2 separate regions of the Homo sapiens genome follow, and region 2 is linked to region 1. A link is an interaction called in ENCODE POLR2A ChIA-PET data of the cell type or tissue named here. Cell type or tissue: Caco-2. All regions are shown on one strand. Links, peaks and the distances in the headings refer to the core of each region. The heading gives the core; the rest is flanking DNA.

Region 1 (3,627 bases), core at 596-3,095:
ATCTTATCATTCTAGCCTGCCTTCAGCAAGAATCCTGAGTCTACCCAGCAAGATTTCCCCTAGCCTTAAAACAAAGAAAGAAAAATAAGATAAAATAAAAAGATCCTGAACAAGGAGAAAACAGAAGAAAAAAATTCCCCTATCTTTGATGTCTCCTCTTAGTAACTTTCCATTCATTGACTCCTATCCTGTTCCTTGGCTATAAATTCTCATTTTGTCTTGTCATATTTGGAGTTGAACCCAGTCTCTCTCCCCTACTGCAAAATCTCATTGCAGTGGTTCCTATACCTGTCACCATAGTCCTGAATAAAGTCTGCCTTGGCCTGGCCTGGTGGCTTATACCTGTAATCCTGGCACTTTGGGAGGCCAAGGCAGTTGGTTTGCTTGAGTCCAGGAGTTCAAGACTAGCCAGGGTGACATGGTGAAACTCCATGTCTACAAAAAATACAAAAATTAGCCAAGGACGGTGGCTCACGCCTGTAGTCCCAGCTAGTTGAGAGGCTGAGGTGGGAGGATCGCCTGTGCCTGGGAGGTTGAGGCTGCAGTGAGCCAAGATCATGCCAGTGCCCTCCAGCCTGGGCAACAGAGAGAGACACTGTCTTGAAAAAAAAAAAAAAAAAGAAGGAGAAGGAGAAGGAGAAGCAGAAGCAGAAGTAGTAGAAGAAGAAAATACAAGAAACTTCTAATTCCTAGACAATCCTGTGATGCACATTCAGTCAGTTTGGGTTACGTTTTGGGAAAATGTATGACTTCCTCAAATTCTCCAGCTGATTCTGATGCAGCCAGTTTTAAGAACCACTTCTGGAGGCAAGAGAACCATCAAAAGAGTTTGAAGTAGGGTAGTGAATTGATCAAAGTTGGGTTTTAGAAAAATCAGCCTGGTAGGGTAATATACAGAATGGATCACAGGGAAGGGGTGGGGAGATGACTTAAGACACTATTGCAGTAACCCAGGAAATGAGGAAGCTTCCAGCAGAGGTAGTGGCAGTGTTAATGGACTGTAAAGGAATGCTTTTAAGAGTTGTGAAGAGGGGCTATTTGTGGGAGGAAGAGAGGGAAGGTGGGGACAAGTGAAACAGCAGACTTCCCATCTAGGCCAGGCCCCTTTAAAGACCCTTCCCAGAAGCCTTATCGTATTTGCACTTACACTTCATTGGCTATTCCCTGCTGCAGGGAAGAATGGAAAGTGTATTCTTTTTTTAATTGTTCAACTGTTCTAATTTTTTTTTTGCTTTTAAAAAATTGATACATAGTTGTCATGCACGTTTGTAAACAGCTGTAATCCCAGAACTTTGGGTGTCTGACGGGGGCGGATTACTGGAGTCCAGGAGTTTGAGACCAGCCTAGGCAACGTGGTGAAACCCCATCTCCACAAAAAAATAACAAAAATTAGTCGGGCGCGGTTGTGTGTGCTTGTAATCCCGGCTACTTGGGAGGCTGAGGCCGAAGAATCGCTTGAGCCCTGGAGGTCAAGGCTGCAGTGAGCAGTGATCATGCCACTGCACTCCAGCCTGGGTGACAGAGACCATCTGAAAAAAAAAATACATAATAGTTGTACTTATTTATGGGGTGCGTGTGATATTTTCATACATGTATACAATGTGTAATGATCAAATAAGGGTATTTAGGGCATCCATCACCTCAAATATTTATCATTTGTGTTAGGAACATTTCAAATCTTCCCTTCTAACTATTTTGAAATATACAATAAATTATTGTTAACTATAGTTACCCTACTGTGTGTGCTTCAAACTGTTATAAATAAAGTTTCAATGCCACAAAAGAAATAGCACTTGAATATAAAATTTTCTTTTTAATTCTCAGCAAGGCAAGATACTTCTATAGAAGGGTGCACCCTTACAGATGGAGCAATGGTGAGCGCACACCTGGACAAGGGAGGGAAAGGGGTTCTTATCTCTGACGTACGTGGCCCCTGCTGCTGTGTCGTTCCCCTATTGGCTAGGGTTAGACAGCACAGGCTAAACTAATTCCGATTGGCTAATTTAAAGAGCGTGACGGGGTGAGTGGTTTGGAGGGAAAAAATGGTTATGCAGGGTGGAGAATGAGTCAGGGCGGAGCAGGTAGCAGGTAATCGGAATGAGTCAGGGTGGGGCAGGTGATTGAAAGGAGTCAGGGTGGAGCAGGTAATCTAAAAGGGTTGCTTTATGAGGAAGTTAAGTTTAAAAGAAGAAGGCAAAGAATTGAACATACTGACATATTGATTCTTTGAAAAGAAATATAGAATTCATATCTAACAAAACACTAGAACTTGTAAACCAAAGAGTATGCGTGACAAGTCTCAATTTAGAAAGTTTATTTAGCCAAGGTTAAGGATGCACCCGCGACACAGCCTCAGGAGGTTCTGACAACATGTGCCCAAAGTGGTCGGTGCACAGACTGGTTTTATACATTTTGGGCAGACAAGAGACATCAGTCAATATATGTAAGATGTGCATTGGTTAAATCCGGAAAGGCAGGACAACTTGAAGTGGGGGAGGGAGCTTCCAGGTCATAAGGAGATAAAAGACAAATGGTTGCATTCTTTTTTTTTTTTTTTTTTTTTGAGATAGAGTCTCACTCTGTCACCAGGCTAGAGTGCAGTGGCGCAATCTCAGCTCACTGCAACCTCCACCACCCAGGTTCAAGCGATTCTCCTGCCTCAGTCTCCCATGTAGTTGGGATTACAGGCGCACGCCACCACGCCCAGCTAATTTTGTGTATTTTAGTAGAGACGAGGTTTCACAGTGTTGGCCAGCATGGTCTCGATCTCCTGACCTCACGTGATCTGCCCGCCTCGGCCTCCCAAAATTCTGGGATTACAGACGTAAACCACCACGCCCAGCCCGTTGCATTCTTTTGAGTTTCTGATTAGCCTTGCACTGACTACGCAATTCACAGGAATACTCACTTACCCCTTAGTCTGGCTTAGTGAAGCAGTAGGGCAAGGGAAGCAATCAGATATGCATTTGTCTCACATGAACAGAATGCTTATTTAGGGAGAATGGAAGGCAGGTTTGCCCTGTGCAGTTCTCAGTTTCACTTTTCTCTTTGGCTTAGTGATTTTGGGTTCCCGAGATTTATTTTCCTTTTACTAACTTATTCCTTCTTTTTTTTTGTTCTTTGATTTTTGTTTTTTGAGACGGAGTCTCACTCTGTCGCCCAGGCTGCAGTGCAGTGGCACCATCTCGGCTCATTGCAACCTCCGCCTCCCGAGTTCAAGCGATTCTCCTGCCTCAGCCTCCAGGGTAGCTGGGACTACAGGTGCACGCCACCGCATCTGGCTAGTTTTTTATATTTTTAGTAGAGACGTGGTTTTGCCATGTTGGTCAGGCTCGTCTCAAACTCCTCAACTCAGGTGATCCATCTGCCTCTGCCTCCCAAAGTGTTGGGAATACAAACGTGAGCCGCCGCACCCGGCCCAACTTATTCCTTCTATCTAACTGTAGGTTTGCACCCATTACCCAACCTCTCTCTTCATCCCTCCCCTGCTCCCACCCTTCTCAGGCTCTGGTAACTATCATTCTCCTCTCCACCTCAATGAGATCAACTTTTTTTTCTTTTTTTCTTTTGAGACGGAGTCTCGCTCTGTCGCCCAGGCTGGAGTGCAGTGGCTCGATCTTGGCTCAC
Region 2 (3,627 bases), core at 479-2,978, 100 kb after region 1:
CCAGCTACTCAGGAGGTTGAGGAAGGAGGATTGCTTGAGCCCAGGAGGTTGAGGCTGCAGTGAGCCGTGATCACACCACTGCACTCCAGCCTGAGCAACAGAGAGATACCCTGTTTCAAAAAAAAAGAACGTTGAAATCCTGTGTTTAACTTAAGTTTAATTTTTTTGTGTGTCTAGACCTCTGATTACTGATCCTCTTTTCCTTCACGAGTTTCACTTTCCAGTAAACTCGCTGCACTCCTAATTTCTGCTTCTTCCTCCTAAAGAATGCTATCTGCTTGATGACCTCTTTGCTAGGGGAAATGGGACATTTTTAATGTGTGGCATGAATTGAATGGTGATTACTTAAATTATCACCCATGGTGGCTTCAAATGGGATGCAATTGTAGGACAAATCTTTGCAAAATGAAATGGCTAGAGCACTTAGTCCCTATGGTGACAATGGTGATTGCTAACTTGGCTAAGGCTGTTTCTGATGACCATAAAGAATTTACATCGAAAAGAGGACAAACTGAAAGCCTTGAATGCACACCTCATACCACAATGGAAAATCAAAGAGCCACAATGCCAGCATTAAAGTAGTCTTAATTCTCCTGGAGCTGCAGGACAGATAAGCCTGAAGATCATGCTCAGGGACTGATTATAATTTTTTTTTAACTTTTTTGAGACGGACTTTCGCTTTTGGTGCCCAAGCTGGAGGGCAATGGCATGACAAGCGATTCTCTTTCCTCAGCCTCCCGAGTAGCTGAGATTACAGGTGTGTTCCACCATGCCTGGCTAATTTTTCGTATTTTTTTTTTTTTTTAGTAGAAACAGGGTTTCACTATGTTAGCCAGGCTGGTCTTGAACTCCTGACCTCTGGTGATCCGCCCGCCTCGGCCTCCCAAAGTGCTGGGATTACAGGCGTGAGCCACCACACCCGGCCAGGACTGATTATAAATGTTGCAGATGTGTGGCATCAATTAAAGGTAAAGACTTGCCAGGACTCTTAGGCTAAGTTAAAGGCACTCCTGGGGAAGGAATAGGACCCTAACACATTGGATGGAATTATTTGGGCATAAACAGATGAGGCTGAGAAAAATTTAACCCCCAACTCCCCTTCCTTGCCAGTAGAAGCAGCCCTATATTCCTTGTCTAAGGGTACCAGGCTTCCCCTGTGTAAAAACCTTTTATGGCCAGGCATGGTGGCTCACGCCTGTAATCCCAGCACTTTGGGAGGCTGAGGTGGGTGGATCTCCTGAGGTCAGGAGTTCGAGACCAGCTTGGCCAACATGGTGAAACCCTGTCTCTAGTAAAAATACAAAAATTAGCCAGGCAAGGTGGTGGATGCCTGTAATCCCAGCTACTTGGGAGGCTGAAGTAGGAGAGTTGCTTAAACCCAGGAGGTGGAGGTTGCAGTGAGCGAAGATCATGCCACTGCATTCCAGCCTGGGTGACAGAAAAAAAAATAAACAAAAACAAAAAGATCTTAGTGTAGCCCAGATGCTCAAATGCCCAAGGGGAAGGGAATGTTAAAGTGGGATTATTATATGCCACCTGCTCAGTGCCTACTTCCAACTATATTCTCAGAAGAACTGGGTGGTGGGGTGACCCACTGTCTTGATTCACCTAGGACTTACAGGTTTCCTAGGTTATGACGTTTTCAGTTTAAAAGCAGTACAGTCCCAGGAAAATTGGGACAACTTGGTCACCCTACTGGGAGGGCACTCTCTTCAATAAGGCATCAAGAAATACATTGGTGAGATGAGCATTAGTATTATTGAAAAGCTCCATAGAATATCCTTTGTAGGCCGGGGATAATGGTGGGAGATGCTTCAGTGGGAACAATAGGGTCCAAAAGGGTACAGTGCCTGTGATGGTACTTAACTTTGAGAACTAAGGTGGGTGCAAGTAACATAATAAAGTGCAGGGATAGGATGGCAATAGAGTGTTTTTGCCTCCATCTGTTGCAGTGGTTGATTATTTATGGAATTCCCTTGGAATAAAATAGGTGTGACTTTCAGAAGCAGAAAAATTCTAGGTCTGATACGCAGAAACTTTGCAGACTCCTCAACTCCTACTCTGTTCCCAGATCTACTAAGCCAGTTCACAGATCTGGAGCCCATTGATTAAGAGGGAGGCTGGATCTCTCTGAGAAAGGACTCAGCTGTGATGCTATCACAGATATATATTGCAAATCTTCTAAATCTCCCTCAGACTGGGACCTGTGCCCATTTACCAGAGGACCATGACCAAGAAAAAGAAAATACCCAGAACTATTTGAAAATTATTAGATCCTGTTTCTGAATTGATGCTAATTCTTTTTTTTTTTTTTTTTTTTTTTTTGAGACGGAGTCTCGCTCTGTCACCCAGGCTGGAGTGCAGTGGTGCGATCTCGGCTCACTGCAAGCTCCGCCTCCCGGGTTCACGCCATTCTCCTGCCTCAGCCTCCTGAGTAGCTGGGACTACAGGCGTCCGCCACCATGCCCGGCTAATTTTTTGTATTTTTAGTAGAGACGGGGTTTCACTGAGTTAGCCAGGATGGTCTCGATCTCCTGACCTCGTGATCTGCCCTCCTCGGCCTCCCAAAGTGCTGGGATTACAGGCGTGAGCCACCACGCCTGGCCAATGCTAATTCTTATAGACATAGTTTGCCACTGTCGTCCATCACCAGAGAGGGGATTTATTGAGTCAGGTGCTAAATAAAGTCTTGGTCTGAGTCCATTCAGTGGGAACTTGCACCCGTCTTTGCAGAATCACCACACATTGTTTTTCTGACCCACATATCCACAGAGGGAAAGCTCTTATTATAGGGAAGTAGCAAATAGCAACCCTTTTAACTGTACATCCTCCTCTCACCCCTACCACTAAAGCAATACCAAATCCCTGAGACAATGGGAGAGATTGGAACCAAAACCAAGGACTTGAAAAATGGAAATGTGAAGATTCCAACTGCTTACCCATTTAACTGGCCCATTTGGCCTATGGAAAATGCCATATAGGTTTTGGAAAATGATTGTGAGCTACTGTTAGTCAGATAATGATGCCAGTCATGGCTGTGGTTCCCATTTACTGGAGCAAATGAACGTCGCCTCTGGCACCTAATTCCCTAGCAAATGTTATCAGCAAAGATAATCAGGAACAGTTTATCCTCATTCTCTTACCTCAGGGCTATCTTAAACTATGTTGTTTTCTGTCATAATCTATTCCAAAAGGAACTGCTGTCTTTTCATCCCACAGACATAATGCTGGTCCATTACATTGATGACATAATGATAATGATCACTATGAGCAGCAACAATCAAGCACCCTAATTGACTTGTGGTCACAGGCTAGGAGACAAATCCTGCGAAAGTTCTGATGTCTGCTAAATGGATGACATTTCTAGGGGTCCAGTGGTCTGGAGCATGTCAGGATACCTCCTCTAAAATAAAAGACAAATTGTTTTTCCCTGCATCGCCCACCACAAAGAAAGAAACCAATCCTCTGCGGGCTTCTTTAGATTTAGGTGGCAATGTATACCATATTTGGGCATGCTGCTCTGGCCTATTTACTGAGTAACCTGTAAGGCTGCCAGTTTTGAGTGAGATTTGAAGTAAGAAAAGGCTCTGCAGCAAATCTGGGCTGCCCTGTTGGTTGGGCCTTATG

The links. ChIA-PET counts read pairs that join two places held together with the same protein. Peaks named below come from ENCODE experiments on the same cell type or tissue, not always from the same donor. Only the 100,000 strongest peaks of a DNase experiment are listed, where the experiment ranks them.
Region 2: POLR2A ChIA-PET joins it to region 1 with 7 read pairs; 5 of 35 experiments call an interaction of 5 or more read pairs at or near these places.

The regions. Positions count from the first base shown.
Region 1 is chrX:123,848,540-123,852,166 of GRCh38, reverse strand. No RefSeq gene overlaps it. Among named protein-coding and RNA genes, the nearest start is that of XIAP, 9.7 kb to the left of the region's middle. In Caco-2, for the core only: no CTCF peak of the experiment used is centred there; a DNase peak (open chromatin) is centred at 2,016.
Region 2 is chrX:123,745,226-123,748,852 of GRCh38, reverse strand. No RefSeq gene overlaps it. Among named protein-coding and RNA genes, the nearest start is that of THOC2, 14 kb to the right of the region's middle. In Caco-2, for the core only: no CTCF peak of the experiment used is centred there; no DNase peak of the experiment used is centred there.